Regions from separate parts of the Homo sapiens genome. Here region 1 is linked to region 2. A link is an interaction called in ENCODE POLR2A ChIA-PET data of the cell type or tissue named here. Cell type or tissue: OCI-LY7. All regions are shown on one strand. Links, peaks and the distances in the headings refer to the core of each region. The heading gives the core; the rest is flanking DNA.

Region 1 (5,386 bases), core at 328-5,327, 89 kb before region 2:
GCGTCCCACCCGATTTAGGTGGCCTACTCTGTCTGGGCAGTACAAGCTCCCCACAAAAGCCATAGATCAACTGGAGACTGTTACTCAGGAGACACTGGAGGTGACACAGGGAGAAAAGCAGGCACCGTGGCAACGAAGGCAACCTCTTGCATCAGCCAAGGTAGGAAAGTTGGACTGCAAGTACTGCCTTGGTGGTTGGGCATTTTCAGAGATCTCGGGATATGCAAGAAAATCCCAGTAAGTGGGGGTTGAGTACACACGGGTGTGCAAGAAACCTCCAGTAAGAGGGGCTGAGTACACAGGGAAAAACTTGGACACAGAGACTGGCTGAAAATGGGAGACAGGAACTTTAGGTCTAGGGGACAAAGGAAAGAGGGAGCCAAAGAGAGTCCCTCTGGCATTACCCTGGATAGTCCTTTGGGGAGAATGTTGCAGGTTTGGAAGGGGACAAGCCTTGAACCAGGGACAAGGAAAAGCAAAACATGATAAAGTATTGCTGTTTTATCTGGCCCAAAGACTCCATTTGTAAGCCTTCAGTCTTTTGGTCTAAGTTTGGCTCAGATGACGATTGGGCATGCCAAGCTTTAATTCTCTATGTGAATACCAAAACCCCATCCTCACAAGAAGACATAGGTTCCGCTCTCTGCTGGATCAAGGAATTAGCCCCCGTGTTCCCCCTCAAAGAAGAAAGAAAAGAGAAACTGGGAAAGGGAGAAATGAAACAGGGGAGGAAGAGAGGGTGAAATAGAAGAAGAAAATGATCGAGAAAGAGACTGGAAATGACAGAGATCAAAGAGAGATGCAGAAGGTGAGACGGGGAGGAAAATATTGTAAAAGGAAGAAAGAGTACCAGAGGAATTGAGAGTATATGGAGAGTGTGACAGGGCTGGGGGAAAGTTCTAGAGGCTCAAGCAACAAGGAGGTGCAAGGAAAGGGTGCAGTGTGGCCACTGAGGAGGGACAGAGCCTGGGAACTGGGGGAAGCAAGTGAGAAAGGGATGTGGAGGGGAGTTTAGGATCAAGCTGTTTGAGGAGTAGTGGTTTGCCTACAGCAAAGACTAGATGACTGTTTGTCAGGAGGCGGTAGAAAGAATTCAGGTTATAGAAGGGTAAATGGATAAGATGACCATTAAGATTTTGTTGTTGGACCGGGCACGGTGGCTCACACCTGTAATCCCAGCACTTTGGGAGGCCTAGGCGGGCGGATCACGAGGTCAGATCAAGACCATCCTGGCCAACATGGTGAAACCTCGTCTCTACTAAAAATACAAAAAGTATCTGGATGTGGTGGCACGTGCCTGTAGTCCCAGCTACTCGGGAGGCTGAGGCAGGAGAATCGCTTGAACCCGGGAGGTGAAGGTCGCAGTGAGCCAAGATTGAGCCACTGCACTCCATTCTGGAGATAGAGACTCAAAACTTTTTTTAAAAAAAGGTTTTGTTGTTGATTTACTGACAGGCTGTAAGTCCAGCAGGTGCCTCTGTTGGTAAAGCCGCAAAAGGGCTGATGGGGCTACTTGAGGAAGAACGGAAAGAAACTGCAAAAGATTGATGGATGGAATAAAAAACTGATTGAGGAATTCCTGAGAGAAGCTCATGTCTTTGTAAGGAGAGAGGAAGAGAAGCAGAAACAAAAAGCGAAAATCATGGTTTCCACTGTGGAAAAGGTAGTCAGAAAAAGGTTAGATCAAGATCCCACTGGAAGGAGACAAGGGAGTGGTGGATTTTGACACAGAGAAAGAAGGGAGATGCAGGGAAAAGTCCATGAGTATGTTTGAAATACTTGTTTCTTGGTGCCGTAAAGAAATAGCACTTGAACATAAATAATTTATTTAGTAAGGCCATTTTTACTTCCTGCAGAAAGGGTACACTTGCCAGCAGTTTTGCCATGAGAGCACACTGAACAAAAGAGACAGGGTCATTTAAAACCTGATGCATCCACCCTACTGCTGTGTCCGGTTTCCATTGGCTGGAACGGGACCTCACATTCCGTATTTGTACTGATTGGCTAGCAACTTAGAACTTTTTAAAAGAGGAAAAGGTAGAGGAGAACAAAGGAAGGAGGAAGTAACTTGCGGAATGCTGAGAAGGGTAAAAACACTTTTAAATAAGGAAGAGGAACAGGCTATGACCTAATGCTTGCTTGGACCAGTATAAACATACCAGGGCAAATATTTAGGCTAAATTGTGGGAGCTAAGAACATAAAGTACATTGATTTCTTTATTACGGCTAGCAGATATTTAAGAATGTTAGCACAGGTCTTTGAATAAATTTTGCTTCTAAGAGAAGTTACTATTTATTCGTAATTAGACGGGGAGGAAAGTCTTTGAAGAGCAACCTCTACTTTACTTTTTATAAGTGGATGTTACCAGTGTGGAAAGCGAGGGCATTTTAAGAGAGAATGTCCTGAATGAAAAAAAGAAGAAAAGGTGATCCCCCTCATGACCCTTAATGAAGACTAGGGGGGTTCAGGGGTTCCTCCTGAGTAGGTCCCACCAGGAACCCTTGATAAATTTGAAGGTAGGACCAGAGGCAGAAGAAATGACATATTTGGTTAATGCTGGGGAGGCTCGCTCCTCCCTAATTCACCAACCAAGGGTTACAGAATTCTCTAGGAAAAATTGACAGTATGAGGGGTGAAAGGGGAGGGATTTCCAGTTCTGATAGTCAAGACAATGTTACTTAGATTGGGATGAAAACAAATTGACGGGCCATTCTTATATGTTCATGAAGCAGGAACTAACCTCCTAGGTAGAGACTGAGTGTGAGATTGGGTTTAGGATAAGGAATAGAGGAAGGACAAATAAAAGTAAAGATGAGCCTCCTAACAGAGGAGGAGGAAAGAAAAAATTAATCCCCCTGTGTGGGTTGGGGACGGCAACAGGAGAGGGTTAAAAATCACACCCTTATAGATTGAACTAAAGCAATCAGTAAAAGTAGTTTGCAGAAAAGAATATCCCATTTCCATGAAGGGAGAAAAGATTTCCAACCAGAAATAGAGGGTTTGATTAAAAATGGACTATTAGAACCTTGCATGTCACCATACAACACTCCTTTGGGTTGCTTATCTGGAGGGCAGAGTTTCTGTGTCTGTTCCCCGACATCTTCTTGCAGCTGTAGGCATCCGCCCAAGTCCTCTCTTAGCTTCCCTACCTTAGTGTGCCTAAAGGGAAACGAATGTGCTTATTAAGGCCTTACTTTTACTGGAGCACATCTTATGAGTGTGAAGTTGGTGATTACCCAAGAGTCTTTCTCCCACCCCTCCTTCTGTGCTTAAGCTGTTTATCTGTGATTTACAGCCTGAACTTTCAGGCTGCCCTTTGTTAGAAGAGAAGTGATTTCTTTGAACTGCATGAAGTTAGAAAGGAAGCTACCTCAAGGGTGTTAAGGGAAATTATGGAAGGTTTACAAATTAGTTGGGATTATCACACCCCTTGGTATCCCCCTTCCTCTGGAAAGGTAGAAAGAATAAATCAACTCTCATAAAGCATATCACCAATCTAATCTTAGAAACTAAGATGCCTTGGGATTGTCCTTCTATGGGTTATGATATGGACTCCCATATTTGGGCAGGGCTACAGATCTTCTTACTACGGAAACCAAGAACAAATTATTAAGAAATTGTATACTGACCATATCCTCCACCCTGTCATCCCTCAGGTTAAAAGGACTTCTGACTCAAACTCCACTTCTAGAGTTCAGGTTCAGCACTTCCAGCCCGGCGACTTGGTGCTGATTAAGACTTGGGAAGAAGACAAGCTCCACCCAAACTGGGAAGGTCCCTACCAAGCGCTCCTGACCACTGAGACAGCTGTGTGAACAGTGGAACGGGGGTGAGCTCAGTATACTTGAGTCAAGGGACTGGTAAGAGAAACCCTGGAAAGGAGGGGAAAAGACCAGTGGAAAGTGCACAGGTCACCTGAGGAACCCTTGAAGTTAACTCTGAGAAAAATCTAAAAAGAAAACATGGGCTGGCCCCATTTATGGAAGTTAATATGGCTGGGATGGGCTACTATACAAAGAGCAGAAGGTAAGAATGGAAACTGGCAGGGGACTCCTCCCTACCTAGTCAGGTTGGTGATTAATGTGACCAAGATGGTAGCACACCAGATTGTAAGATTTGGTGCCGCCCAGGTGTGGTGGTTCATGCCTGGAATCCCAGCACTTTGGGAGGCCAAGGTGAGCAGATCATGAGGCCCAGAGATCAAAACCATCCTGACTAACACGGTGAAACCCTGTCTCTACTAAAAATGCAAAAAATTAGCCGGGTGTGGTGGCACGTGCATGTAGTCCCAGCTACTTGGGAGGCTGAGGCAGGAGAATCGCTTGAACCCAGGAGGTGGAGGTTTCAGTGAGGCGCGATCATGCCACTGCACTCCAGCCTGGGCGACAGAGCGACACTCTGTCTCAAGAAAAAAAAAAGAAGATTTGATGCATTCCAGGTTTTACCTTCTGGGAATGTAGAAAATCAGAGACAGCTCTCGTAGGCAGATAAATATTTTTGCCCTGAGCCAAATGTAGGTTACAGTAAGGGCATCACTGTGCTCCAGATGGAATGATGTATGGTGGACTACCCAGTTTAAGGGCTGGACAGTAAACGTGAAGTGGGTAACTCTGAGCTGGAGACCCTTGAAGAATAAACTACATCTGTCCAAGTGTTCCCTGCCAAATAACTGCCAGAATTTAGAATGCAATCCTATACTCATCACCATTGACAATCCACCCATTTCAGACCAAGAACCAAAAGTAGCATCTCAGGTATATGGGTTAGGGGCAGACATCACAGGAAAAGACCCTCTAGGTGATTTGTTCTCAAACTAATCAAGAACTCAGCCTCCTATTTGCCTGGGACTACTCCAACTCCAGGCCCTAATAAACACTTAATCTACCAAATAATAACCTTAAAAAGGTAAAAATAATTGAGATAAAGGATTTAAGGCAAACCTTAAAAATTGAAACAAGGTATGGGGATGTGAATGTCTGGGTTGAATGGATCAAATTTTCGGTACAAGCTCTCAACAAGAGTAACTGCTACATGTGTGCTGCGGGACAACCTCAGGCAGAGGCGGTTCCATTTCCCCTAGGATGGAATCCCAATCCTAAAGGAACACACTGCATGTTGGCTCTATACCAGAACAAGGATGAATGGGGAAATGAGACTTGTAAGAGTCTGTCATTGTTCTTTCTGCATTGCAAAGTCTGGATCCCAGAACAATCCTTTTGTTCTCTATAGGGACTATGAACCACTCCTCTTGCCTCTCTAGGCAGGGGGCAGAGTTCAATAAGCCCATGGGAGAAATCTCAACTTGTACCCACATTCGAAACGTCACTGGTGAGTCAAGCAATGGCAATTACAAGCTCTCCATATACCCCAGGCTGATGTCTGGTG
Region 2 (5,386 bases), core at 208-5,207:
CTTTTTTTGCTCAGATTTTTTCTTTAGTTAAACAAAAAAAAATTTAATCTCTGTGTTTTATTTGGATTTCTTATTATTTATTAAGATAATAAATGTATGCTGTTTTATGGCATTAAGTTTATGGTAATTTGTTATGACAGCAATAATAAACTACAATATAGTGTAAGAAATAATATTGAGAAGCAACACTATGATTATCACTCTATAAAACATTTGGTCACTCCACACGGTGGTATTATTTCTTTAAAACAAGTCAAATCACTTGTGAAATTCTAAAATAGCCAATGAATCTTTTAATCTTGTTCTCTAACTTTTAATTTTTCTTTCAACTTAAGGAAAATCCAGCAAACTTATTTTTATTCCATATATCATTTCAATATCTTACATGAAATTGTTAAATAATTTAGTACAATCTCCTTAGAGGGACATTTTTAAAATAGAGTTAAATATGCCTTAATCCGATGTCTGTAAAAACTGAAGTATGTTCCACACATTGCTTTCTTCACAGTTATAGGGCATGTTCAGATTGTTATTACTTTAATCAGGAATTTTTGAAGCAACTTATATATATTGTATATTACAAAATAGCTAGAAGAGAGGCTTTTCAACATTCTTACCACAAAGAAATGATAAATGCATGAGATGATCAATGACTGAAGATATGCTAACTACTCTGATTTGATAACTATATATCATAAATATATATCGTACATTAAAAATAAATTAATTAAAAAATATTTTGTATACAAAGTTAAGGCACCCAGGTTTACTGCTATCTTTAAAGATATTTTGAAAGTAGAGGAAACTTAACTGATCGAGGAATCCCATTAATTACATGTTCCCTGTATTTTAGTCTGCTAGAGACATTATAACAGAATACCACAGATGGGGTGGCTTAAACAACAGAAGGTTATTTTCTCACAGTTATCTAGGCTGGAAGTTCAAGATCAAGGTGCCAGCAGGGTTGGTTTCTGGTGAGGCCTCTCTGTAGCTCACAGAGGGCCACTGCCTTCTCATTGTGTCCTCAGATGGCCTTTCTTCTGTACCCTCTGTACCTACACACTCCTGGTTTCTCCCTCTTCTTATAAGGACACAAGATCTATTGCATTGGGGTTTCACCCTTATAACATCATTTAACCCTAATTACCCCTTAAAAGGCCCTGTCTACAAACAGAGTCACATTGAGGATTAGGGATTAAACACAAGAATTTTGAATTTCCCAACTCAATCTATGACATTTTCTAACAGTCTAACCCATCAAGCGGTGAGAAACCATGAGATGTTCCAGTTGTACGTTCTAGGTCATATATTAAAAAGCAGCCATTAACTGATGTACATAGATCTGAAATAACATTTAACTGAGTGAGTGGATAATGCGATTCGGGAAGAAATTCCAAAGTGTGTATGTTGACGCACTGCTCTCATGAGATCTCAGAATTGTATCGCTTTAACAATCTAAACAAAGTTTAGAAACTAAAAGGAGAGAGAGGAAGAGAGATAAGAAAAAAGGAGTAGGAGGAAGAGATGAAAAGGGAAGGAGGGAGAGAGAAAAGAAGACCAATAAATGCCACTAATTAGGGAGAAGGACTAGGGAAAAATTATCACAGTATGAAAATATTCAAGAAAGGCAGCAGGTTATATGGGAGAATAAGAGCCAGTATTCAACCATTTTAGAAAGTATTTAGGTGTTGATTATGTAATTTCAAGGACTAGATTAAAATACAAGTTAATAATATCCCAGTATATGTTATAGCCTAGCTTATCAAAAAATAAATCCCATTAACACCCGTTTTGAACTATGCTGAACTTTAAAGGACAAGGCAATAATCATGATCAAGATTTTAGCATATATTAATGCCAACAGCTATGAAAGTAAGTCTATATAGAAAACAATAAAATAAATATCCTCTGTTTTGCCCATATAGAGGATTAACGGCTGGTTTGTTCCAGAATACTGATAAGGGGGCCTAACAGTAAAGAAAGAAAAAAAAATTAGACATTCTGGAGTTTAGCCCTAAATAAAGTAACAGAATGTTTGTTACTATAATAGAATTCCATTATATAGAGAGGATAGTGTTACATGAAGCCAAAAAGAAATTATTTTGAGAAAATACTTACCTGTTTTTAGGATATGATGTACAAGAGTTTTAATAGTCCTACTCTTCCTCCTTGTGTCTACAAAACATATATAAATGTCTATATTTACTGTGGTAAGCAGAATAATGGCCCTCCAAAGATGTCCACATTATAATTCCTGGAAACCAGGAATATGATACAGTAGATGGCAGAATGGGATTTTGCAGATGAATTTAAGTTTTCAACCATAAAATAAGAAAATTATTTTAGATTATGCAGATAGGCCAAATATAATCATATGGACCTTTCAAAGGGCAAGAAGACAGTGGAAGAACCAGAGAGGAGTAGTTGAAGAAAAAGCAGAAAAGGTTTGAGACATGCCAGGGAGACAGTCCTCCGTTCTGGCTTTCAAGGTAGAAGTAGGGGTCTAGGATAGTGGCCAATAAGAGCAAGCAACAGCCTGCAGCTGATAGCCAGCAGGAAAATGGGAACCTTAGTCAGAAAACCATAAGGAGCTAAAATTTGCAAACAATCTGCAAAAGCCTGGAAGTGGATTCTCCCCCAGAGCCTCCAGCAGAGGATTCTGCCTTGCTGACACTTTGGGGTCTCTTAATTGACAAATAGTAATTGTATGTATTAATAGGGTGTAATGTGGTGTTTTGATATGTGTTTACATTGTGGAATAATCAAATCAATTAATAAATTCATCACCTCACATACTTATTATTATTTTGTAGCAAAACATTTTAAATCTACTTTTTAACAATATTTATATATATTTACTTATATACCAATGCTTTACAGTTTATTATAGTCACCACTCTCCCTTTTCCCCCTTACCTTCCCCAACATCTGATACTCATCATTCTACTTGCTACATCTATGAGTTTGACTTTTATAGATTCCAGCAATCTCACTTCTGGGTGTATATCCAAAGGAATTGAAATCAGCATGCCAAAGAGATAACTGCACTTCTGTGTTCATTGCAGCATTATTCACAAAAGCCAAGATATGGAAACAATCTAGGTGTCTATCATTGGATGAATGGATAAAGGAAATACGGTATATATACGCAACTTTAAAAAGAAGGAAATTCTGTCATGTGCAAAAATGTAAATTAAACTGGGGGAGATTACACTACGTGAATTAAACCAGGCAAAGAAGAACAAACACTGCATGATCTCATGTACAATCCATGCCTTAATCTTAACTACAAAAGTGTGAAATAATAGATTTTGTTTTCTTTTTTTCTTTTCTTTTCTTTTTTTTTTTTGAGACAGAGCCTTGCTCTGTCACCAGGCTGGAGTGCAGTGGCGCGATCTCGGCTCACTGCAACCTCCACCTCTGGGTTCAAGCAATTCTCCTACCTCAGCCTCCTGAGTAGCTGGGACTACGGGCATGCACCACTGTGCCCAGCTAATTTTTGTATTTTTAGTAGAGACGGGGTTTCACCATGTTGGCCAGGATGGTCTCAATCTCTTGACCTCATGATCCAACCGCCTTGGCCTCCCAAAGTGCTGGGATTACAGGCATGAGCCACCACGCCCAGCCAAGGTAATAGATTTATAATGTTTTAAGCCAATCATAATTATTTTATGGCAGCAATAGACAACCAATACACATACAAATCTCTCTGTTTCTAAATTTTATAAGCATGAATAAAAAACTACCTTCAAAAGCAAAGAGGAAGTAGACTAATGATAGATATGTTGGACCTATTAGAAAGAGGGACAATTTTGTGCTAAGGCAAGACCTGCCAAGTAAAAGTGATGGAAGGTATTAACTAGCCAGATATCCATTGGTATGAAAATATTTATTTATTTTCCGCTGCTCAGCTACCATAATTAGTACAATATAATAGGGCTTTGCCTTATAAGATCAACTTAGTGAATAAAATCTCTTCTATTTTAATGATACTGGAAATAACTTAGTACCAAATCAATTATTGCAAGTTCATATATTTCAAGTTCAGTATAGAGATAAACATTTTATACCTCTTTTACTTTGCATGAAAATATCATTTCTTGACATATCCAGATGGTTTATTTTGAATAAAGTAATATATGTCCTAAAATGAGTGAAGTATTGAAAGCAATAAATAGAAAATAACGTATTATACATAGTAGTGTCATTTTGAAATGATTTAAATATAGTTAAATATGGCAGAGCTTATGCCATATTTCATTTTAGATCTTTTAAATATGGTAGTATTGGTGTCTTAATTGCTAAAGAGTTTTAGAAACTGGGTACATGAAATGATAATTCCTCCAAGAAAAAAGTGGTCTTCAAAAAGACAAAATCAGAACTTATTTCCAGTATTATGTATTCTGAAATGAAATGCCATATATGGATTACAACTATAATGGAAATCAAACTAGCAAACATTCTCTCATTATCTTTCTCACTCTCTATCTGACTTCTACGTGTCTGCCTATATTTCTATCTATCTTCATGTAACTAAAAATAAAAAAACATATCAGAAGATACAAGCGTCATATTTTGTTGTTGAATGACAATATATCTATACGAGAAGAATAGTCCTTATTTTTATTCTATAGACATCCATTTTAAAGGTCTCCTTAACAAATGTTAATATAAAAACTATGTGCAATTTTAGAATTTGATACCCTAACTTGAAATAGAGACAGTAGGCATTTTTACTTTCACTTTCTCCAATGTGATGTTTTCAAAAATAACACAGATGTCCAAACATTTATATGGAATCAAAAATCTGTTAAAGTGTTGCTTCTGCTTTGTTTACTTATAAATTTATAAATTTACAAATTAAAATAAATGATGAATATTCTTATAATTTCTTTTCTTGCAGCCAGAAAACAAACTCATTAAAATAAAACTGCTGCTGTAAAAATTTAGTTTTGAATGTGCATGCCCGGGTCCATCTGATTTTCCCAAAGATTCTACTAGATTTTCTCAAAAGAAGAAATTTATTAAAAATCAATGGATTGGCCAGGCACAGTGGTTCACACCTGTAATCCCAGCACTTTGGGAGGCCCAGAAGGGCAGATAACTTGAGGTCAGAAGTTCAAGACCAGCCTGACCAACATGGTGGAACCCTGTCTCTACTAAAAATACAAAAATTAGCTGGGCATGGTGGCATGGCCTGTAATTCCAGCTATTCAGGAGGCTGAGGCAGGAGAATCACTTGAACCCAGGAGGGGGAGGTTGCAGTGAGCCTAAATCATGCCACTGCACGCTAGCCTGGGTGACAGGGAGAGACTCTGTCTTGAAAAAATGATTAAAATAAATAAATTAATTAAAATCAATGGATTACACCAAAACTTTTTGACAG

What was found. Peaks named below come from ENCODE experiments on the same cell type or tissue, not always from the same donor. Only the 100,000 strongest peaks of a DNase experiment are listed, where the experiment ranks them.
Region 1: POLR2A ChIA-PET joins it to region 2 with 13 read pairs; 2 of 35 experiments call an interaction of 5 or more read pairs at or near these places.

Annotation. Positions count from the first base shown.
Region 1 is chr13:90,287,584-90,292,969 of GRCh38, forward strand. It overlaps LOC105370310 (a long non-coding RNA gene), which reads left to right and starts at 3,658. Exons shown (of 3, transcript XR_931636.2): 1 at 3,658-3,830. In OCI-LY7, for the core only: no CTCF peak of the experiment used is centred there; no DNase peak of the experiment used is centred there.
Region 2 is chr13:90,376,248-90,381,633 of GRCh38, forward strand. No RefSeq gene overlaps it. Among named protein-coding and RNA genes, the nearest start is that of LINC01049, 110 kb to the right of the region's middle. In OCI-LY7, for the core only: no CTCF peak of the experiment used is centred there; no DNase peak of the experiment used is centred there.